Linked DNA regions of Mus musculus: all the other regions are linked to region 3. The links are chromatin loops, found by intact Hi-C in ENCODE. Cell type or tissue: left cerebral cortex. All regions are shown on one strand.

Region 1 (8,000 bases), 250 kb after region 3:
TCCAAGAGGGTACCACACTCCACAATCACAACATAGTTACAACAATGTCTAATAGTCCTGAAATCTCCATAGCCCTGGGCAAATGGCCACAGAATTTAGGGTACTGTATTACCATGTAGGGATGCACAACCAGTTTTATGGTACTCATGGCCCCCAGTAGTTACTTTTAAGATCTGCAGGTCTTCACTGGAATAGAAACACTTATGCTTCCTGATCCCGTTGGTCCGTGTGGCACGCTCTGCCAGCTGCTCCACTTTATACTTTTCAGTACCAAAACACCATGTGGGCATCCATCCCTCTCTGAACAAAGATTTGCAGATCCCAGAAGTCCTGACCATGAGTGGGTTCATCTTATCCAAGACTTATTTGAAGTCCATACTGGCCTCCAAATGAATCGTATATGATCCTCTCAATGTTTAAATTTATTTTAGTTTCTCTCCTATTTCTGTGACAAAACCCTATGTCCAGAGCAACTTATAAAAGGAAACATTTCATTGAGTGTGTGGTGTCATGGGTTGGAGTTGATGATGGCAGAGCAAAGCATGGGAACAGGAAGAGCTGAAAGCTCACATCTTGGTCCATAAGTAGGAGGTAGAGAGGGCACCCTGGAATGGGGTCAGTCTTTTGGAACCACAAAGTCTGCCTCAGTGACACACCTTCTCCAACAAGATCACACCTTCTAATCCTTTCCCAAAAGTTCCACTAGTGTGGACCAAGTATTCAGATATATGAGCCTATGAGGGACATTATTATTCAAACATAACTTCTGAGGCAGCATGGTGGTAGGGAGCAAGCAGCAGGCCTGGTGACTGGAGCAGAAAGCTGAGGGCTCAAGCTTTGAACAAGCATGAAGCAGAGAGGGCAACTGGAAATACTACAGTTTCTAAGCTCTCAAAGCCCACCTCTGGTGACATATGTCTTCCAACGAGGCCACACCTCCTAAACCTCCCCAAATGCACCGCCAACTGGGGACCAAATATTCACATGCATGGGCCCCTGGGGGACATCATTCAGACCATCACAAGACTCAAGATGTTTCCCATGTGTCTCAGTTTATCCAGAAGGAAACAAAATAAACATAAACAGAGCACCCGTAAGATCAACGATGTGATAAATGAACATCTCTTATGTTTGACTTGTCAAATATGAAGAAGTTCGGTGGAATTCTCGGATAAGTGGAGAAGACTGTCTTGTTGGTCTCACCAGTCTTTTTGAACACTTGAACTTCACAAAAGAAAACAAAAAAGCCAGAGGGACTCAGGTGAGACTTTGCCTTGCATAGCCTTGTACATTAATTTAGTGGTCTCCAAAATATCTTCCAGTGAGATGACAAATCTGGTATTTCATTCATGTGGAACCTAGTCAGGCTAGCAAGAATGCCTTTTAATTTTCTCAGAGGTCAAGGGCAGCAGAAAGCTGTTGAAAAGAGAACTCTTACTGTTTGTAACTTTTCAATAAATATTTGCTGAAAAGATAAATCAGTGTGAGCTTATTCTAGTTCTCCCACAGTGGTGAGCTGTCACCAAAATTCATCTGCTTTCGGTGTGATTTCGGCTCAATCATGTTTTTATCTTGACTAACGGGACTTCATTCTCTATAGTGTGACTTCTACGTTCACCATCTTTACCACAGTGCTAGAGCTGGACTCTCACCAGGGAGCTGAGGGGAAAACTTGGTGGAAGAATTCACTGCCAGGCACATCACAAGTGTGCTGCATGATGGAACACAACTTGGGCCAGGAGTGGGAAAACAGACACACGGCTGATAGCTGCAGGTGGTTGACTTGGCAGTGTGGGCCAGCATTGAACTGTACATTTCTTTGCCTCAGAACCTCCACTGCTGGACATTTACCCTACAAACGTTTGTCTACATTTGGAAGTGCAAACACATGCTCAATGTTGTGAGGGTAGAAATGGCGGGCCTTTAAAAAAAATGGCTTCCTTATCCTGTCGAACTCGTGCAGTCATTACAAAAGATGAGCAGAGATGTTCAATCTACTATTAATTAATAATCAAGACCTTGAAGAATAATGTTTCTTGTTAACTCACTTGTGTAACTAAAGAACAGAAACATACAATTGTCCACGTACAAAAGTACTGGAAGAATATACAAAAAAAAAAAATCAGTGGTTGTGACATTGCAAAGTATAGAAGAAGGAGCGGAGGGAAGATTTTATCTTGTTTTATATAGTTGAATTTTGTTACTACTGAATATGTCGCCTTCATGATTTTTAGCCTCTTTCATCTTCTTACTCACTTTTGCTTTATCTATCTTGGGTTAGCCATTAAGTTTTCTCAAGATTGAGGTTATTTATTTTGTATTAATTCTCTCTCTAACATAAATCTATTTCCCAAGTGTGTTCTCCCCAAACCATTTCTTCTCTTTAAATATAACCTTCCATAGCTCTTCAGCCTGTGGTTAATCAGACAAAACTCTAGTACATGAACCTCACTGCAAATATTAAGTTTCAATTTTTTAAAAAAAGATTTATTTATTTTATGTATGTGAGTACATTGTCAATCTCTTCAGACACACCAGAAGAGGGCATCGGATCCCATTAAAGATGATTGTGAGCCACCATGCGGATGCTAGGAATTGAACTCTGGACCTCTGGAAGAACAGTCAGTGCTCTTAACTTCTGAGCCATCTCTCCAGCCCCGGAGTTTCAAATTTTATATGTAGGAGAAAAGACTCGACATCAACAGACAGTGCCTGGATACAGGAGGTCAAAGACCCAGGCGCCCTGTACTGGGAGCCACGGGAGGGCTTATCTGGGGCATTTCTGGTTGTGCTTTAGGACCACGAGCACTCCAATCTCAAGATATGGCCATTATCTCCGGATCATTGCCACGATAGACCCAAACAACTCCAGTCTATCGTGTCAATGTGTATTCCGGGAGTCTTTAGTGCACGGATCATTGGTGAGGCGTACCATAAGAGCCCAGTAGGAGCCACGGCCGCATGTGGAACCCAGCACACACTCCGGGACTCCCCCAGGCCAGATCATTTGCAGCGCGCGGTGCCAATGCATACTCCGGGAGCCCTTACTCTGCTGCCTGTGCGTGATGAGGAACAATACACACCAAAAGTACTTACGAAATAGTCACAGCACATACACAGTATTCACTTTTCTAAATGACATGTCAGTGAGTTTAGCGTGGGACAAATAACCCCTAAACGGCACAAAACACTCCTAGAAGCCAACATAGCACACCATGAGACCGTGGCATGACTGCGGGCACGCCTACTGTAAACAAAGGAAAGAACGCATACCCATTAAGCCACGGGCTACGGGCTCAGGCTCCGCTGTGTATTGTCAGGAGGTTCCCCACCCCGACAACCAGTTCTGATGACTGTCCTTTTCCCTGCCCAGTTTCAACCCATCTGCAGAGGAAGAGTGGGTGGTACAATCAGAGCTAGAAAGTTCCTTGGGTCTTGCACCTCCATACCAACACTGCCCAACAGAAATAGAATATCAGTCACAGACATAATTGTAAATGTTGTTCTCAGCCACACAGCTCTAAAGAATAGAAAGCAATATTTGACTATAACACTCTATTTTATTTCACACACTATATCGAGAATATGAGCCTTTCAACATCCAATCAGTACTTTACAACAACGACCGAGAAAGTTCACTCTCTTTCCCTCACACCTTATCTTTGCAGGATTTGGACCACACTGTAGGTCCCAGATGGCCTGATGGGCAGCTGGGAAATGAATACCAGGTGGGTAAGGGGTCATGTCTTCCTTTGCCCATCTAGACAGTGTGCCTGTCTTTCTTCTTCCTTTCCTTATCAAGACTGCTAGTGTTTTCATGGTGGCCTGGGCCGGTAGGTCCGATATGGGTTTTGTAATCATAAACATGCTCATAAATACGTATTCAGAAAGACAAGAGGACAGTCCTTTGGGCCCCACAGCTAAACGCCAGCTTTAGGTCATCTCCTTGCAGCTGAAGCTGAAGGTGATCAAGGATGCCAGCAGAGAGAGAGAGAGAGAGGGGGGGGGGTGCAGAAAGGACTTCAATGTGAAGATGGTTGGTTGTGCATCCCCGGGGTCGCAGGGTCACTAGACCTAGGGGCGGCCTCTGATCTGAGACTAGGAGTCTCATCAGAGACACAAAGGGGAGGGAGGGGTGTGACAACGGAGACAAAGCGGCTGGGAAGAGAGAGATGCGAGCACTGGCGGCGGCGGCGCAGCCCCGGGACTCAAGGGACGGCCGGGGCGGGGGCGGGGGATGGCAGGCGACACGGCAGGCGATTTGAATATCAGGCTCTGCCACACTCGGGGCGCCGCTGACAACTTCATTACCTCCGCATATAAAAATGACTGCCGGGGAATGCAAATGGCTCGCGCGTCTCGACCGCCTGCCCCCGCTCCGCCGCGGGGCTGCGGGCCCGGAGCCGCCACCGCGCCGGGGTAATGAGCGGCCCAAGGCGCCTCCTCCCCGCTGGCTGGCAGAGCCTGGACGGCGTCTAGGGCGTTGCCCAGGCTCCGCCGTGTCTCCCGTGCCTGACGCTCCGCTCTCATGAGAGCAGTGTTCCTAACCTTGAACCCTGATGGCGCGGGTCCTGCCTATGCCCAGGTCACCACCCCGGAGGGCACACGACCTCAGCCTTAAAGAGGGTTCCCATCTATGCAGCTGGGAACGTGGAACTACATGCTGCTCCTCAGCCTTTCAGATCCTGCTGCCACCCGGAGGACACGGAGGCACCTGCAGGACCACCTCCCTAATCCATCCTCCAGATGGGAAACTAAGGCAAACGGAAAAACAGTATTTACTGGCGCCTTTGTCCTTTGGTACGGAAAAACCGAGGTCTCCCTCCTTAGCAAGAAGTCACACCTTGTGACAACTCCCATGGAAGGCCACCATGACAATAATTGAGCGCACCTTCGAGGCTCTCTCTATGTGAAGTGCAAGGCAATGCCACCTGCTTTCCTCGACACACACACAACCTATGGCTGTCCTGGAAACTGCAGCTTTAGCTAAGCCTGGAAAGAAACCCAGGGTAATCCAGCTAGGAAAGCTGTATATTCCCACCACCCTGGAAGTTTACTTTCTGGAGCCCTTCCTGCAGTACAGGACCTACCTACCACTTTACCCTCCCTCTCCCACTGCAACCAGAGATCAACACAAGCAATCTCTGCCTTCAGGGATCAAGTCCTTGCCATGTCCAAGGATTGGTTTTGAAAAGAGTGCGTCACCAGTTCTAACCAACACCATTTGAAGAGACATCAGTAGGAAGAGCCAGGGAAACAGGAACTTCTTGTCCTAAGAAAGTGGAAGAGATTTCCATTACTCAGCTGGGTGTGTGTGTGTGTGTGTGTGTGTGCGTGTGTGTGTTTTGCTTTGACCTAGTAACTACAGAAGAGAACGGTAACAAAGCTGCCCTTTGTTGTGGAGAGGAGACTCCTTGGAGACTTACCAAGTTTTGTGTTCAAAAGCTACATAAGAATAAGGACTACAGCCTGGTGTTGAAGCCACCGAGACTTTAATTCCAGAACTCAGGAGGCAGAGGCAGACAGATCTCTGTGAGTTCAAGGCCAGCCTGGTTTACAAACCAAGTTCCAGGACAGCCAGGGCTGTTATAAAGAGAAACCCTATCTTAGATAGATAGATAGATAGATAGATAGATAGATAGATAGATAGATAGATAGATAGATAGATAGATAAATAGATAGATGATACGGACATACAGACATACATACACAGACAGATGCTACAGAACAAAAGAATAAGAAGGAGAGAGAGGGAGAGCAAGAAAAGAAAGTAAGATTTTTTTTTTACAGTTTCTTTTCTAATTGTGTGACTGTTTTCATTTTTAAAAAGCAAAGCTACACAAAATAGATACTATGTTTTATTAATTTTGGAGTTAAGTGGTATTAATCTCAAATATTTCTCTCTGCCAAGAAAAGAAACAAGAATTCCCCAGCAAGACTTCAAGACCCTCCATGGTCTTGAGCTAACCCAACCTTATTCTTCTACCACTGTGGTACCGGTATTGCTGCACCGGCCTCCCATGACGTTCACTGCACTGTGTTGGATATTCACCTTCTCTGTTGTGCCCTCAGATTCTTCCAGGTCCACCTCAAATCCACCTCTTTCAGAGAGCAGACGTAAGCCACCTCTGTAACTGGAACAGTCAGATGCTGATGCTCACACAGTTTTGTCTCTCTTGTTCCCTTGTTTTAAAGACACCACACACACACACACACACACACACACACACACACAAACCGTTGCTTACAGGTAATCTTGTATGCTACAATGGCATTTCTGTGAATCAGAGAACATTAAATCCAGTGGAGAAACCGAGACCCTAGAGTCTAAAGAACTTTCTGGAAATTATGCTAGTTAATGATGGTGTGAGCCAACTTTCTGACTTCCTTCTTTTCTTGCTGGTCTTTATGTAACATGATGCTTTTGATAGTTAACTTGAAGGTAGAACTCACTCCAACCAGGGATCACTTTAGACTTTTAATTCGAGGTAGTATTGCCCATTCCACACAACTCAGAAGAGTAAGGACCTACTCTGCATCCTGGAGACAAAGAGCATCCTCTAGACTCCAGCCCATCAGACCCCAGAGATCCCACCCTCTGCCCTTTTGTGTCTCACACATGGGTCCCTGAATCCTATTCATTCCTGCATCTCTTCAAACCTGCAGCTCAAGGGCACAGGTAGCCAGGCCCTTGCTCCCAGTCTGGTCAGCCCAGGAGGAATGGGGAGGATGGAATGGAAGTGAGCATTGCTGAGCAACCTTCACAGTGAATTTAAAGCCACAACTTAGTCTGGACTCTGACAGTCCTGCATAAGAATATGTGTTTTGTCTGTGGTGCTGGGCTGGAACCCAGGACCTTGCACATGCAGGGGAGTGCTCTACCACGGAGCTTTATCCCCACCCCACAGAGTATATTTTTACTCCTTAGATGTTCGTTGGATTTTCTCCCTGACATCAGTGTTTGGGTTTGGAAGCCCTGGAACCTGTATCTTTTCAGTATGGAATTCTTCCGTTAGCAACAGTCATTCAAACCCACAAGCCATTTTGATCAAGTCATATATCTCTAAATAGGAGGAATTAAGACAGGCTTCAGTTCCTTCTGATTTTTAAGCCATTAAAGCACTGCCAAGTAAATGAAGGGCAGCCACTACCTTTCTTCTTCTTCCTCCTCCTCCTCCCCCTTTCTTCTTTGACCAACAATTGCTATGATCCGCACTAATGAGGTAGAATACGTTAGGAACTTTCTTCACTTAACGTTGCTCATTATTAATAAATTTTGCACTGACAAGCCTAAAGCGAGCACTTTGGATTTATGCACCTAACCTAATTACATATGCCGCGTGTACGCATTTCATTATTTACTTGACAGATTCATTCCTTGATATCATAAATAATTAAAGAAGAATCAAATATTAACAATCAGATACATGTTAATTCTCCTCAAATCTGAAGAAACAAACTATTTTTTTTTACCTTCAGTTCAACAAGCACTGATTAAAATTTCTTTATTAGGCAAATTTCATAAGTTCTTGATCTACTTTTATTTCATCAAAAATTAAACCTGGAACAAATTATTCCAGGGTTACTTTGTGGGCAAAAATGAACACAGCAGCACTTCAGCAAACCACTGGATTCATAGTCTCTCACTTACAAATCTTAAGTACGAAACATGAATCTTCGTGTTCGTTAATTTTCAGATGCAGTTTTTATCATGCACTGGAAGCCAGTACTATATTGGCTGTTAGTAGCATTTAGCCAGAGATGGGTGTCTTGTGGCACAATGGTTTCAACCAAATAGTTATGTTACTACCAGGTTAACTTCCAAGGCACTGTGGATATGGGCAGACCTCAGTGACTCAGGGCTCAGAGTCTCCCTGGCTGTTTCTCTTTCTGCTCCCACGAGCTACTTTAAGATCTTCCAGTCACATGCATCCACATCTTCCTTGATCAAACTAGTCGAACATTTTATCTGATTTGCTTTGGTAGAGCACACCATACAA
Region 2 (8,000 bases), 480 kb after region 3:
TATGCATGGGAGTGTCTGTGTGTGCAGTTGTTGCATGAGTGTGGGTGCCTGCAGAGGCCAGAACATAGTGTTGGATTCCCTGGATTTATAGGCAGTTGCAAGCCACCTAACGTGGGTGCTGTGAACCAACCTTGGGATCTCGTCAAGAGCAGCAAGTGCTCCTAACCGCTGAGCCATCTCTCCAGCCTTTGCTCTCCTATCTTGACCCAGCGCTTGCCATTATGACATTAGCCATTCTCAGAGTCTGGCTGAAAACAGGGAACCAAACTACCTTTGTTAGGGGTTGAACCCCTTCATTTCAGCTCCTGGGTAATCCTTCCGTCCCTCACGGGCTCTAATCTCTGTTCCTTCAATGTTTGTTCCCTAACCTAATCCCTCTGAACTTCTCAGCTGACACTAATGAGTGTCTTAAGAAACTGGAAATTCTTGAATGCACAGGCGGTTCTGGGCGGTTCTGCCCCCCCCCCCTTTGACTTCCGGCAGGGGTTCTGGCTACGGCAGGAAGAGCTGTCAGCTCCTGTGGCCTGGCCTTTCCTTAACTGGTCAGATTTAATTGTGAGTCGCATCAGCTCTCTGACCTTACTCTTTGCTGGTCGCGTGGTTATAAGGTGGGTTCCTTTGACTTTGGTAGATCATGGCAAAGAGGTAGAAGTTAGAAGAGGATACAAACTGAAGATTTTTGGCAGCGGCGGCCATACAGAATCAGGTTACTTTCTAGATCCTTATCTGAGATGATGGTTGTGTTCTAATTTGGAATGGGGCCTGAAGCGCACGGAAGAGGAACATTTCTAAACACATTAAGACGCACGGATGCCTGACACAGGACACTCACTCTGCGCAGAGGCTACTTCTTATCTGAACTCTGCTGCGACTTGTCCGTGTTTTACAAGTGAAAAACTTCCGTGACTTGCCTGAGAAACACCTGAGTCCCCACCCACCCCACCAGAGTCACCAAGTGTACATCATAAATCATTATCTAGATCCTGTTAACATGCATTTTCTTTTTTTCTTTCTTTCTCTCTTTCTTTCTTTCTTTCTTTCTTTCTTTCTTTCTTTCTTTCTTTCTTTCTTTCTTTCTTTTTTTTTTTTTTTTGCTTTTCGAGACAGGGATTCTCTGTGTTGCCCTGGCTGTCCCAGAACTCACTCTGTAGGGATTATTTTCCTCAACTCTTATAGGGATGAAAGCAACGATAGATATGTAAATGAGTGGGTGTGGCCGTGTTCCAGTGGGAAATGTTATGGGCAATGAAATTAGAATTTCGCATAAGCATGAAATGTTATAAAATACACTTTTCTTTTGGTACCCCTCCCATCACTTAAAAACAAACGATTCTTACCTCATAGGCACAAAACATACCACCTTGGCCTTTGAGTCCTAGGGGGTCAAACTTGATGTAGATCATTACAAGTAGAGTAAACCAGATATCTATGTGAGCTTGTGGCCTAGAACATCTTTGTACTGAAACACATTAACACTGAGCAACTTTCCACTTTGTATATGTGCTGCTGGAGCAAGCGCGAGCAACGTTTCCACTTTGGCATAGGTGTGGGAAGCACTACACTTAACATCTGGGTCCCTCTTGGAGGTGGGGATTTCAGAAGGACTGACTGATACTGACTATGAAGCCTAGTAATAACACTGTGGAAGGCTCTGAGCTTGGAGCTGCTCTAGACATTCCGGACTGAACAGGCTTTTGTAAAGACTTGTGCTCATTTACTACGCCCACAGATTCGTCCTTGTTTGGACAGAATAACAGATAAGATAAAATACAAGAGCAAGAAGCCCACTTGCTGTATCCATGTCCACACAGACATGATTCTTCAAGTATCTAAAAGAGGAATACGTGTTATTTAAATTTGTGTTTAATTAAATTGTCTACATAATCAGTCTAAGGATCTTGATGTTGCTATGGTGATGTCACTTAGTGCTTGGATGGTATCTGGTAATAGCAAAAAATTCATTGAGCGTCTATCGCATGCTAAGAAACCACCGGTTATCTCTTTAGCTCCGACATTAAGTGGGCTCGATGGCATTTGCTTCATCTGGCAGATGAGAAAACTGAGGCTAAGCAACATTCTGCCTGTGTCCCCAACCACACAGCTGGGGAGGAGCAGAGCTCACTCCACCCAGCTCCTGGTGCTTTCAACTCCATACCCCCCACCCCCTACCCCCCACCCCACACCTCACCCCAGCGCGCGCACCTGCACCCGCTGAGCTGCGCATGCGCCGCCGCAGCGCGCGAGCATGGCTCTGGCTTCTTTGTGTGCTCCAGAATCTGCGCACGGCCTCGGCCATCTCCGCTTTGTTTTCCGCAGCGCAGTGTTTGTTCGCGAGGCCTTTACCCCCGGAGTAGGTTTCTTGGGGTCACAGTTAAGACGTTTGATCGTACTGAAACTCGTGTTCAAAGATCTCCTTGCACGAAATGGTGTGTGGGCTGGGACGGGAAAGCTGGGTGACACAACTGACTGCAAGGACTGGCTGAGGAAATCGCTCCAGAAACGCAAACCAGCGGATTCTGTGCGGAGGGGGAGCAGGCAGAGGGAGGCTCCTTGATAGAGACTTTCTTCGTTGCGGAAAAACCTGGCAGTGGCGCTAGTATAATGCCGTTGACTTTATTCTTCAGATTTTAATTTACAGCATATTCAGTTTATAGATTTTGTTCCTTTGTTTCTTTGTTCCTGTCTTTGTTCCCATGTTTCTTAAAAGTCCTCCCATATTATTATTATTAATAATTTTAAAGGATTCTTCTTTTCCTATCAAATATCAATTAACTACACTGCTTTGAAACAGCGTTCGGGATGGCTTAGTATTTCCTAAGCCAGTTTATCGAGGGCCCTAAGGAAGTACCATTCCTGAGGCTCTGCTGGCTAAGGCCTGCATTCCAATTTCCGTACTCACAGCCGCTAACCAGAATCCTAAACAAAGAACCAGGAAGTGAGCATGAAAAATGGAAGATAAAAATGTTTCAATTTTCTCAGTCATTTTATTTTTATTATAATTTTAAAAATATTTATTTGAAACAGGGCCTTTTACAGGACATTTTTTTAACTCCCCATGTAACTGAGTCTGTCCTTGAACTCCTTGATCTTGTGCCTCCACCCCCCACCCCTCACCCCCCAAATCCTGGGATTACAGATATGCACCACTACACCTAGCTAGTTATTTTATTTTAAGAATACTCTCTGTGATAAACACCACATTTATTGATCGTTCTTTCAGAGCACTGGTTCTCAACCTTCCTAATGCTCCCTTTAATACAGTTCTTCATGTTGTGACCCCCAACCATAAAATTATTTTGTTGCCACTTCATAACTTTAAATTTTCATAATTAAATATCTGATATGCAGGATATCTGACTTGCAACCCCTATGAAAGGGTCCTTCAGTGTTTGGGGTTGCGACCCATAAGTTAAGAACCACTGTTCTAGAGGACTCTGCTTCCATTTCTAGTACCCACGCGGTGATTCATAACTGTCTGTAACTCTAGTCCCAGGGGATCAGTAGCACCCTCATCTGGCCTCAGCAGGCACTAATCACACTGCAGGCATGTGGTACACACATAATCAGGCAAACACACATACATGTAAAATCAAAAATAAATAGAATCTTAAAAACCAAACCAAACCCCTCCACAATGTTTCACATGAATACTTAGTTTCAGTTCCCCTCAATTTTGGTTTTGTGGCATTTAAATTTCCTAAATACCATAATAAAAATTAGCATCCTAAATATTGGAAGTTTAAGCCATTTTTTCCTTTCATCTCTCCTTCTTTCCCCTTTCTCTTCCTTTCATCGTCTTTCCCTGATAAAAAGGAAGCATTTTTAATATTAAATTTATTAAGAGATATCACTTGTAATGAAATTTTTATGTTCCTTTATTCTAAGGAAGTAGGATGTTTCTCTTGAGCAAGTCACTTGGAAGTCTCCATCCGGGCAAGACATATTTTAGTTAGAAGGCATTTTAGAGAGACTCTGATAGCAAATGAACTGGAAGGAACGCTATCTAATGGAGGGGACGTCATGTTATTGTCTTGCTGTCAGTATAACCCAGAGTGATCGATGGCTACCTCTCCCTGGCATGGGAGATTAATGAATTGACTGTAATTTTGGCAACCTTTGTACACTGAGGTGGGGGTGTCACATACTCTAAGTTGATTTGTGTGAGTGACAGGGCAGTCTTTGAACAGAGAGAGCATCTGATATTCTAGGTGCACTGGTCACTAGTGCTGCTTCAGCTCTGGTCGAAGCAGGCTGCCCTGCCCACCCACATCTGTCCGTGTTACACTAGACATGGCCTTCGCAATTCAACTTGCCTCTCTTGTAAGAGTTCTTGTCAAGAACTGTGTTTGCCAGTTAGTTAAGAGTTATTTGGTCTTACGATTAGTTTTGTAGAGACGTATCCTTTATTTTAGGGAACACATATGAGCATAGGGCTTGCGTTTGGATCCCAGCGCTCATGGAAAAGTCAGACATGGCAGTGTGTGCAGGTAACCCCAGGACTAGGCTTGGGCCAGCAGTCTAACCAAGTTAGTGAGGTCCAGATTACGTGAGGGAGGTTGTCTCAAGCAGTAAGGTGGTAGACATCTCACAGCAGTCTCTGTCTTTCACATGCATGCACATACACCTACATGGGTCTGTGCACACCCATGAGCACATACACAGACACAGAAGAGTCAACCTTAAAAATAAAACAAAACGATAGTTTCACCTCTACCCCTTTAACTACCCCTGCTACTTAAGTCAAAGGGTTTTCTATTGCATTCCATATGACATTCAAGGCAATTATTTTCTTCTTAAATTCTCTCTCTCTCTCTCTCCCTCTCTCTCTCTCTTTTCTTGCATTCTGGCTGTCCTGGAACTTGCTCTGTAGACCAGCTGTCCTCAAACTCAAAGTGATCCACCTGCCTCTGTCTCCTGAGTACTGAGAATAAAGGTGTGTGTGCCAATTATTGCCCGGCCTAAGTTTTCTTCTTTATTGCATTTATTTATTTATTTATTTATTTATTTATATGTTTATTTATATGTTTATTTATTTGTGTGTGTGTGTGTGTTGTGTGTGTATTGTGTATGTGTGTTGTGTATGTACTCAAAGTACCATAGTGTATGTGTTGAGCTCAGAGGACAACTTCAACTTTCGGGAGGTAGTGAGGATCCAAGTAAAGTTATCAGTCTTGGAGGCTGAGCCATCTTGCTGGCTCCACATTTTTTTCTTTCCTTGAGATAGGCTCTATGTGTTATAAAACACAGAGGGAATTAAAAAAAACCAGACCATTATGAATATTTTTGATGGGGGAGAGGTGGCTCAGCAGTTAAGGGCACTGGCTGCTTTTGCAGAAGATCCTGGTTCGATTCCTGCCACCCACAAGGCTCACAACCACAGTAACTCCAGTTCCAGGGTATTCTATGCCCTCTTCTGTCTCCACAGACATGAGGCATGCATGAGATACACTCATCCATACTCATACAATTAAAAATTGTCCCATGGATTTCTCTAGTCAGTATGTGGTTACAAAACTTACAGCTCGTCGACAGATATCTTTAAGAAGAAACAGGCAGCCACACAGGGTGGTTTAAACCTATAATCTCCACACTGGGAAAGCGAAGGCAGGAGGATCACATAATTTTAAGGTCAGCCAGGGCTACACAGAGAGATTTTGTTTCAAAAAATAAAACAAACAAACAAATGAAAGAGAAAAAAGGAGGCAAACAGACACCATGGCCCTTCTGGTGTCAATGGGCAGTTGGATTCATTTTGTCCAGCATCAGCTCTGAGCCTTCAGGTCTCCTATTTCAGCTTCTCAAACATGAGTTGCTCTGAAGACAAAACCCAGAATGTGGGAAACCACGGGCAAAGTGCCTCCGTGGCCTCAATGTGTGAAAAGCCGTGCTGTGTGGAACCCATAGGCTCAAAATAGGCTCAAGAGGTGTGGCAACCGATGGTAGCATATGGATCGCATTTGAACCTTATTTATGAAGAGCATCTAGGAGATGATTGACAGACGTGACCAATGAACGCACGCTTTTCACAGGAATGATAATTATTTTGGGTTGTTTTTTTCAAAAACACTTAGAAATATGCACTATCAACGGTAATAGCACTGGCTGCTCTCCCAGAGGTCCTGAGTTTAATTCCTATCAACCACATGGTGGCTCACAACCATCTGTAATGGGATCTGATGCCCTCTTCTGGTGTGTCTGAAGACAGCGACAGTGTGCTCACATACATAAAATAAATAAATCTTTTAAAAAAAGAAATATGCGCTTACACATCTATTTCACATCTGCGCATGAAGCGATGTGATGTCTGAGACAAGATGAAGCAAGGGCAGCTCTACTGTGGAGATTCTTGAAGCACTGGTAGGTAGGTGGAGTTTACTGCTCTACGAGCCCTACTTGGGTAAATGTTAAAAGCTTTCATGAGAAACACCAAAGCCAACGAAAACAAAGCAAAACAATTATAAAAAAACAAATCCTGTCAGAATCTAGTGGGCCTTCACTGTCCAGTGACACCCAAAGCATTAGAATTCCTGTGCGTATCTCTGGGTCCTGGATAATGGGGGGGTGGGGGTGGGAGGCTTCCCGGGTTGGTGGATAGTCCCTCCCACCACACTACTGTCCTTAACAGAATTTGAGAAAATGGCTGTTTCCCCTGCTTTCTGTCACCTGCCTCTGAGGTCAACTGCTGCTATCAGGACTTGACAGTTGTTATTTGCCTCAAAGCACTTGAGGTCAGGATCACTGCATTAGATTTCCAACACAGTCATTTTTGGACCTGCGTTACTGGCTATCAGTTGGTCATCTTTTTATAGATGACATCAATATCAGCTGGCATATAAAAGCTTTCCCAACCATGATTGCCTTATTAATCAATTCATAAAGCTGATCAGGAAATTGTTAGCGTGCCTGCTAACTCGATAGGTAGAAAATAAATCTTAAAACCCATTTTTGTTGGGTAAGTAGGTATTTTAGGAGGTGGGGAAGGGGACAGAGTTCAAGCACAAAGAAATGCATCTTGTTATTTCATTTGCTTTTCTGTCTCTTAACCTATACTTTCGCTGCTGCAAGCTGCTGTCTTCAGTTATCAGGTAAAAATACATCTGAGTGTAGATAGCCATCGTTGGACAGTCTGGATTGCCTATGTTGTTATTTTCTCCATCTTGGAGAAACGAAATATACAATTTCGAGGTTATTAAAAGATAACCTGTGCTAAAAATGATATGTAGTTTTTGTATTTTAAGAATCAAAACCTCTGGACATTGTGGCACGTGTCTGTAATCCCAGTACTTGGTAGACAGAGGCCAGAGGACTGCCACAGTCGAAGCCAGCCTGGTTCAGGGACCCGTCTCATAAGACGTTTTTGTTCTTTGCCAGCCTTGGAAGTTTCTAGAACTCCAGAATACTATGTCACCCCCTTCCACAAAGCTGTTCTATGTGTGAGCTCCTGGTTCCTGATGGTATCCTCATGGTACCGTTCAGATCTGGGTGGATTAGGAGTCTCTCTGTCTCTCTGTCTGTCTCTCTGTCTCTGTGTCTCTCTGTCTCTCTCTGCCAATTCTTCTATCTTCTGTCCAGCCTGGGTGAGTGTTATTTTTTCTGTTGAATTTTCTATTTGAACAGTATACTATCTGCGACAGAGCTAAACTCAACTCAAGCGCTTAATCCAATACGTAAACAGGGTAAAGAGTTTAGACCGCGGTCCACTCCCACCCCAGGATTTTAGCTGCTGCCTCAGAAGCCATGAGGCCCAACAGGACTCCCGGACCATGGCTGTAGATGCAAGTCTCTGCCGTTTTCACCTCCTCCTGTGTTTTGCGTTCAGAACCTTTCCCGATTTGCATTTGTGTGGCCACATGTGGCCATGCCTGTGGCTACTCAAGGATCCTTTAGTGCCGCCAACCAACTCTGGCAGAAGAAGGCCAAACACCTACACGGAGGGCGGGCTGACATTTAGTTTGTGGAACAAATAGTAATACAACCTATGTTGCTTTGTTCTTTGAAAG
Region 3 (8,000 bases):
TTTCTTTATTAATAAGGTTTGAGGGGTGATTTTTAAATGATCCATCTGTGGCTTTCTAGAACGATGCTATAATTACTGTGTAGATTTTAAGACAACATGTTAGTTACTGATGGCATTATTTCCAACCATTAAGCAATCTATCATTTGTGATCACATATGTTTGGGGCAAAGAAGCTAGCTTTCTGTTTTGGAAGGAAACCTTGCATGATGTTGAATCTTGAGGCTGAAGTTGAGAAAACTGTTCTAGTCCAAGGAGCGTTTTCATCCCGATTTATGGGCTGCAGATGGTTTAATTGGGATTCATGTTGCTCAGGAGGCTCGTCCAGAGGACGGTGGAGATGCAAGGGACGCTCCTGTGTGCAGTCTTGTTGACTACTCTGACGGCTGCAGTGCACAGCTGTAAATCTGCCTTCTAGAGTTTTTGTCTCGCTATATTTTATCTTATGTCTTCATTTCACACAGGAGTATTACATGGAATTATTTATAAATAGAAAGTAAGAAATATTCTGATTTTTATTCTTACCATTTTCTGAATATGATCTGATATTTTAGAGCATTTTCATGAGGTGTGTATTTCATACATGGGGGTGTATTTTAAATTAAATGAAGCATTTATGATTACGTATTGTAACAGTTTTCTTTCTCTCTGTAATGTTCTGTGTAAGGGGTCTGTTTCCAGCTGAGAAAGCTCCTCTCTGTTGCCTGCAACTGACCATTCTAGTTAATTACCCTTACTGCTCTACCACACAGAGCATCAGACTTTCTCAAGTAAAATCTCTTGTCTTAATTTGAGGATTTATGCTCTTTGGGGGAATAATAATAGGTCCTTAGTTGACAGTACAGATTATAGCCAAAGCAGAATATTGTAAAGTCCCATAAAGCTCCATGACCTGACTGTTGTCTCCAGGCTGAGCATCACTCCTTGGCTGCAGCTTCAGGTCAGTGGTCTGCCCTCCCACTGGGTGCTTTCTGGGTCTCCTATTGGCAGGCTAGACCCTTTGCTCTTCTGATGTAATCGGTTGGGGGGGAAATCTAAGGCTGGTATTGGGTGAAAGCTTTCACTCCCAGACTTACCCCATTGATCCATTTTGATATCTTACAATACACACCTTTGATCTGTAAAGTATTTTTGTTTGGCTAAGCAGTTGGGCTCCAGTTGTATTCATTTCCTTAAAAACTGAAAAGGACAGTTTTATTGGGTGCCTTCTAGGATACAGTGATTGCTAGTCTAGTTTTCAGTAAGTTGATATTTCCTTTTGATAAATATGCCTTATGTAGATTACATGCATCATTGCTGAGTTCTGGACCGAGTGTTCATTGCTTGGACAGTTTTGTCCACTAAAGTTGCACTATCAGTGAACTTTTAAACTTAATACCTTTATTCCACCACCTCAAGAATCAAAGCTGTACCCTTATTAGAACAAGAAATATGAGGTAAGCCTTTTTGCCCCCTCTCCTTCCCGCTTTGTTCTTTGAATAAGCCTAATTCTGCTACTGCCCACCACTTTAAAAGCACTCATAGATTTTATCCCTTAATTTATAGGTAGACTGTCTGTCGATACATACATGCTAATGTTGCTACATTTGTATTGAAGGATAGCATAATTTTCCCTGCGATGGTCAATAGCATACAAATCAATATGAATGTTAAGCCTGCATGTCTATCAACCCTCCCTTCCCTGCACATAACTCAGTGTGCATATGCACATTTATCTATGACTCAGACGTTGGAAAATCATAACCTATTGAATTACTTTGGGGATTGATTTTAAAAATTTATCTTATATGAAAAATTAAATTTGGGTCTTAATGCTTGTGCAGAGTATTGCTTTTGGAAGATATTATTCTTGAAACTTGTAATTCATTTTACTTGTTTGTATCTCACTAAACATAAATAAATTTGAGATAAAAATACATTAGTCAATCTGGCAGACAGAGGCCGGTTAAGGAGGGTTCACAGTGCCTAAAGCAATGTTGTGTCTGTCAGTGGGGAATGGAGGAGAGAAGAGAGGGCCAGGTTTGTTTATCTCACATTGTAACGTGCAGAGCACCTCATCAGTCACTCTGTTCACAGATTAATATTCTGCCTTTCAAACTAGAGGACTTTCCTTTCCTCTTGATCTTCCACACTGCAAGCAAACCTAACAGAACCTTGACTTTAACATGCCTCCAAGTTTAGGCAGTCCAGGATCAGTAGAGAAACAGGAAAAGCTTTGGGATATTATTTTCAAAGACTCCACTTGTGAATTATTTTGTATTGGTATTAGTGAATTTTTAATTTTAGTATTTTCTTATTCTCCACTTTAATCATCTTTAAATGTACTAGATTTTCTGAAGAAGGGGTGCACCCTGAGTTCTAAGCCACTTAAGTTTAATCAGGACTTACTAGTTTGTTGTTGTGCCCTCCCATCCCCAAGAATGACTTTGGTCCTTGCTAGATAGATAATAAGCTTCCTGAAGGCACGTGCAACCCCTCTGGCTTCATGGCTTTAGCCTACGGCGCACGAGGCTGCACTGTGGAGAGAATGAGAGCCCCCGAAACTAGCTCCGGCTGTGCTCATTCTCCACATTCTTCTGCGAGTGACTGCTTCTGCACTCTGCCCAGTAATGAAAACGTTTTGTGTTGTACAGTAATTTAAATACTTGCCAACAGCAGTGGGTTTTGTTTGTTTGTTTTTTTTGTTGTTGTTTCTGTCTGTCTGTCTGTTGTTTTGTTTGTTTGGGGGTTTGTTATTTTTGTTTCTTTTTGTTTGGTTTGGTCTGGTTTGGTTTATTCAAAAACAAAAAGGATGGAAATGTTCCATTTGCAGCTCCAGCACTTGTAGCTTTCTTTATAAGGAATCATTTCTAAGAAGTTGCGTACAGACAGCACTGTGCTTGCCCCAACCTCGTGGCTAATCCTGCGTATTGTTTTCAATTAGGAATACAATAGATATGGCTGGTGGGTAGGAGAGATGAAGGGAGCCATTGGCTTGGTGCCTAAAGCCTACCTAATGGAGATGTATGATATTTGAGAGTCTGGGTAAGTACATTTTAATCCAATATTCTGTAATAGCTCTTATGTTCTCTTGCTCTCTTCCTTGTGTCTTTGCCTTTTTAAGTCTTTGTAGTTTTCTGATAACATAAGTATGGTGCCCCAAATCTGTTTTTATTTTTGTTTTATTTTGTTTTGCTTCAGCTTTAATTTTTAAAAATAACTCTAGAGAATTTACTTTGGAAGTGAACAGATTACTTAAAGTTCCTTTGATAATAACCAGCTGTGTTCGTAAACCTCCTCCTAGCTAGTAAAATGCCACTTTTATGGCCTTCCTGAGGAAATTAATTGAAAACCGTTGAGCAAATTTTCACTTTTGTTTGAGTAAAAATGTTTTTTCTTTCTAAGCAGGATAAATAAAGAGCATTTCTACTGAAGAAGAAAACTTAAATGTAGCTTTCTCTTTTTGCCTGCAGAGAAGTCTTGTGTCTGTCTGCAAGTGCCTTGGAACATGGAATGCCTGAGTGCCTGCTCGGAGCCACCTTCCTTTGGGTGAACATTCCTGCCTCAGCTGCCATTCGATGTAGTCACGCACTAAAGCACTCTGATGTCAGATTGAGCAGGCAGTGATGGGTTACATTAGATACAAGCAGTAGAGATAAGACCTGTTGCTGTTTTGCAAATAATAATTAGTTTTAATTTACCCGTTTGGTTTGTATGGTAGAATTCACTGTGATTGTACGTGAATCTTAGTCATTGAAGCGCCGGTGAGGGTTGCTGTTTCTCTTAGTCGCTGGGTGTAAGTTATTTTTAGAGTGCCACAAATAATTTCCTAGACTTTGTACATTTTGAGTCAATAATAAAGACTTCTTTAAAGCTGTAGAGATGACTTAGCCTGGTATTTTATTCTTCATAGAGTAATAACATGTTTTCATTAAAGAAGTTGTATAGACTCACGGGTTTACCTGCTGTAGGTAAGAAAGAATAAACCGGTGCTTGAATTACAGATAGAGGGAAAGTGGCAGCCTGCTGTCCGCTGGCGCACAGATCAAACCAGAGCCGGGTTGCTGAAAGCCCTTCAGTATCCTAATTTGATGATGGGCTTGCCAGTGTTTTCTAATATAATTTTATTTAAATTTAATGAAATCAAAGATTCATAAGAAAGCCCATTTACCATTAATACAATGGTATAAACAACTTGGGCATGTTTTCAGAGTCCGAGGCAGGCAGGTATTCGCTGACCTCTCTGACTCTATCACTGCACTATCACAATCCCACCGCTAAGTAGCAGTCCTGGCCGAAACTCCTGTGCGCTGCTCTGGACCAAACGGAAGAGACAGACTCTTGCGGGATGGCAGCAGTTGGCAGCCAGCAGTGAGTGAAGGGAAGGCTGACTTGCTCTCTGATACTGCTGTTGATGCATGGGTAAGGGTTGCAGAATCCTGACTCTTTCATATATAGTTAAAATTGGGGTGTTTTTAATCATCTCTAGAGACGGCAGGAGAGCCTTACTCTGTCTCAGATGCACCAGTGACTAGATATTTTGGAGTAAATGGGATCTACTATTGAATCATTCTAGTGCAGGTTCTAGCTTTTGCCTAATTTTGCAGGTCGGAATGCAAATGGGCTGATAATATTTTTTAAATCTCCACTATTTATGTAAAACTATATTTACAGGCAATAGTAGAGTGTTTATTTTACTGTTATACTATGTATGTTGTGATCACTCATTTTCCAAAGTCAAAGAAAAAAATCCTGTTTACCTATGTAGACATAGTTCAAGTTTTCAGAAATTACATTTGTACAGTTACTCATTTCCTACTAAAGTGTCATCTAAATAGGTTGAAATCATCTTGGCAAAAGTTAGACAGGCAGAAATTAATTCAGTGGTTCATCTTTCAGAGCCAGCATGGTTGAAAAGCCAAGCCTAGCCTATGGTTACGGGGTTGTGCCTTTAACCTAAGTGGCCAGCAGATGGCAGCAGCTTGTCGTTTGCACGTGGACCCACTTGGGAACCCCTCCCCCACCACAGCCGACTGAGAGGCCGTGTGATTTCCGTCTTCTTTTCCAGTTAATCCAGGAGAGGGAGTCCTTTGCCAACGGATGGCCCCCGTTTCCAGCACAGAGGCCGCTCTTCCCAGAGCCGTGTGTGGCCTTTGTTCTTTTCTAAACGTGAATATACATGGGAGATAGAAGACTGGAACCAAAGGCCTTTAAAATTGGGAAAGATGAGAAAACCTGCCACTCCCTGTGCTTTAAGTGCGCTTTCTGTTGAGTTGATAAACTCATCTTTGTGCTATGAAGAAGTTTCTCTCTACCCTTGACAGTACATCACATTCTCTTCAAGATCATAATAACATCATTAATGTGAATTTAAACAACAGGGCTTGTTAGAAAATATGCTAATTGTTATGTTCTCATTATGTTTGCCTAGCTTTTATTTGTTTTTCTATGAACAGTTAGAGAGCTAATTTTTCTGAAAGGTGATTGTAAGTCATATTTTATATAGCATTTTGCTTGATGGTTTGCTCTGTACTGAATTTGTACTCTGTTGCCATTAGATCTTACAATAATGTTCCACTCTGCAAATTTTTAAGGTTCAAATAAAGTTTAATTGTTTGCAAACTGTTATGATGCTAATAATTCAACAGCCTGCTGTGTTACTAATGAAATTACTTTGTTATGATTAATTTGGAGAATAGTGTGTTGATTGTAGTAATTAAGCACAACAAGGTGAAGTAAATGATGCTAATGCCATCTGGCCTCCAAACCGAATGAAGAAATGAAATAGGGCTGTCATTTGAATTTATTCAAAGAAGTAAGCATCGTGCACATGGCTCCCATGTCTGTGGGGTTTGCACTTAACCACCGCTCACCCCACCCCATTTTGACCACTTTTCGGCATATGACAGGTTTGTTTTTTGTTTTTTGTTTTTTTAATGAAAAATGGTGTTGGTTGTCCAGTAGTTGATGTGAATACTTGGTTTTAAACTGATTATTTTAACTGTAATTCAATTACAGATAATTACATACAGTACATAGGAGCGTAGCGAGGAGAATCACTTTGCAGCCATCTGTAGGTAAAGTCGGTACATGTGGGCCTTTTTATTTTCTGTCAGTGGAGAAACACTTTGGCCCTAGCCCTTCACAAGTAGCCCGGCTCCCTTTGCTTGTTTTAAAGTGTTTGTCTTTACTGGTGGAGTCTACTCTTGTTGCTTAGGTACAGCCATGAGATGTGGTACAGCCTGGAGCAGGGCAAATGGTCTCCAGTAAACACCTGTGAACTGCCTTGATACCCTACAGTAGGTCAAGACTTAAGATTTAAGAAGAGGGGAAAAAAAGAACTTGATCTTTGTACCCAGACAAACAAAAACCAAACAGCCACAATCCTTCGCAACCGGTCCTCTTTCCTGAGGCCTTAGCAGCTGGGCACCGGGTTTGTCGGTTACCGAGTGTAGCAAAAGTGTAGGTGACTGCAACATCAAGCTATAGCACTGTGCTTAGCCACGTGTTCAAGGTTATGTAACTTTTTCAAGTGAGAGGCACAGGTGGCTCAAGGAGCTTGGAGCAAGCATGTAGCTCCTCTTTCCGAGCACCCTAAGCTACCACTGCCTTCATTACCCTCAGGCAATGTCAGAGGAGCCAGCTCCCACCCTGTACCTTAGAAAAAAGCCCTGTAGAATTTCACCTTGGGTGGATCTGATAAGAATTTCAGAGTCAAGTGTGGTGGCATGTGGCTGTGATAGAGGCAAGAATATCAAAAGTCCCAGGCCAGTCTGGGCTACATAGTATCATCCTGTATTAAAGGGAATCAATAAAGGAAAAATCCTAAGAGGAAAAGTTTCACGGGTCCAATTATAATATAATTATTGTGCTTTAAAAAAAAAACCACAAAAACAAAACCAAACAAACAAAAGACCCCCTCTACCCTCTGACTTCTCAAAAGTCCTGTGATGATCATAGTAACTTGGATGTGTACAGCCCCCAGATGAGAGGAGACACTGCTGTAGATAACTCCAGTCAAACCCTTGGTTAGCATCAACCCGTAACATTTGCAATGGGGATGAGCACAGGAAACACTTGTGCTTGTGGCAAAGCTGCAGAGTCAGGCCTCCTCCCCCAGCAGAGACAGGCATACACACACACACACACACACGCACACACGCACACACGCACACACGCACGCACGCACGCACACACACGCACACACAAGTCCTCAAGTGTTCCTAACATCTTGACTTTAGATTCTGTTTCCCCAGGAATCTTAAAGGAACCTTATTTTAAGAGTCTTCCTTTTTGGGGAGGCAGAGGCAGGCAGTTCTCTTGAGTTCGAGGCCAGCCTGGTCTACAAAGTGAGTTCCGGGACAGCCAGGGCTACACAGAGAAACCCTGTCTCGAAAAAAACAACAACAACAACAAAAAAAAGTTTTCCTTTTTATTATCCATTACTCAAATGGTAAGATAGTACTGCACTTGTCTGTTTCCTGTTTATCGGCCTCAACTTTTAATATAAAAACATCACTCCTGTTAGGGTAAAAGGTGCCTCATGAAGCTCAAACAGCAATTTAGCTCTTATTTGAGAAAAAATGTCACGCAGATACTCTCAGGGGAGGAAATTAACAACACCAAAACCTGCCAGTAACAAACAGCGTCCTCGGACTAGGACAGGGTTCCCACAAATAAGCTGATCCCCACACTCTGTCTTCCTCTCCCAACCCCAGACAGTCTGTATAAAACTAATCAGCCTGCGCCTGTCACGTTCCACGCGGTGACACCGATTTCCTAAGAGTGGCTGACGTTACCGTTTGCGGTGCTATGTACTTTTCTCGATTCTCACAACAGCCCTAGTGAGTTCTGTTTGTCACTTGCTTTCCTGGTCACAGTCACCTACACTCTCTGTACTCGGTAACTGACAAGCCCAGTGCTCGTGTGGATGTAGTTAGGATGTAGTTAGGGACGTAGTTAGCTGCTAAGGCCTCAGTGAAGAGGACGGTTGCTTATTCAGAGCATCCTTGGAAAGTTTGTC

What was found. A loop is a pair of places that touch in the nucleus more often than their neighbours do. Peaks named below come from ENCODE experiments on the same cell type or tissue, not always from the same donor. Only the 100,000 strongest peaks of a DNase experiment are listed, where the experiment ranks them.
Region 1: it touches region 3 in a loop (4-fold over the local background); 15 of 42 quality-filtered maps call a loop at or near these places.
Region 2: a loop joins it to region 3, with 4 times the contacts of the local background. A loop is called at or near these places in 17 of 42 quality-filtered maps.

Annotation. Positions count from the first base shown.
Region 1 is chr6:51,609,123-51,617,122 of GRCm38, reverse strand. No RefSeq gene overlaps it. Among named protein-coding and RNA genes, the nearest start is that of Snx10, 89 kb to the right of the region's middle. In left cerebral cortex, a CTCF peak has its summit at 4,699 (motif pointing left); DNase peaks (open chromatin) are centred at 4,393 and 4,668; H3K4me3 peaks cover 998 bases; H3K27ac peaks cover 1,358 bases.
Region 2 is chr6:51,374,138-51,382,137 of GRCm38, reverse strand. Gm6559 (predicted gene 6559) reads right to left here and starts at 2,428. Exons shown (of 3, transcript NR_110455.1): 1 at 2,203-2,428. In left cerebral cortex, a CTCF peak has its summit at 3,518 (motif pointing left); DNase peaks (open chromatin) are centred at 1,692, 2,019, 2,400 and 3,497; H3K4me3 peaks cover 1,069 bases; H3K27ac peaks cover 1,036 bases.
Region 3 is chr6:51,855,021-51,863,020 of GRCm38, reverse strand. It overlaps Skap2 (src family associated phosphoprotein 2), which reads left to right. Exons shown (of 13, transcript NM_018773.2): 12 at 2,922-3,022; 13 at 3,451-3,856. The coding sequence ends at 3,014. Among named protein-coding and RNA genes, the nearest start is that of Gm38811, 150 kb to the right of the region's middle. RefSeq lists an enhancer at 4,407-5,786. In left cerebral cortex, a CTCF peak has its summit at 4,979 (motif pointing right); DNase peaks (open chromatin) are centred at 4,996, 6,449 and 7,682.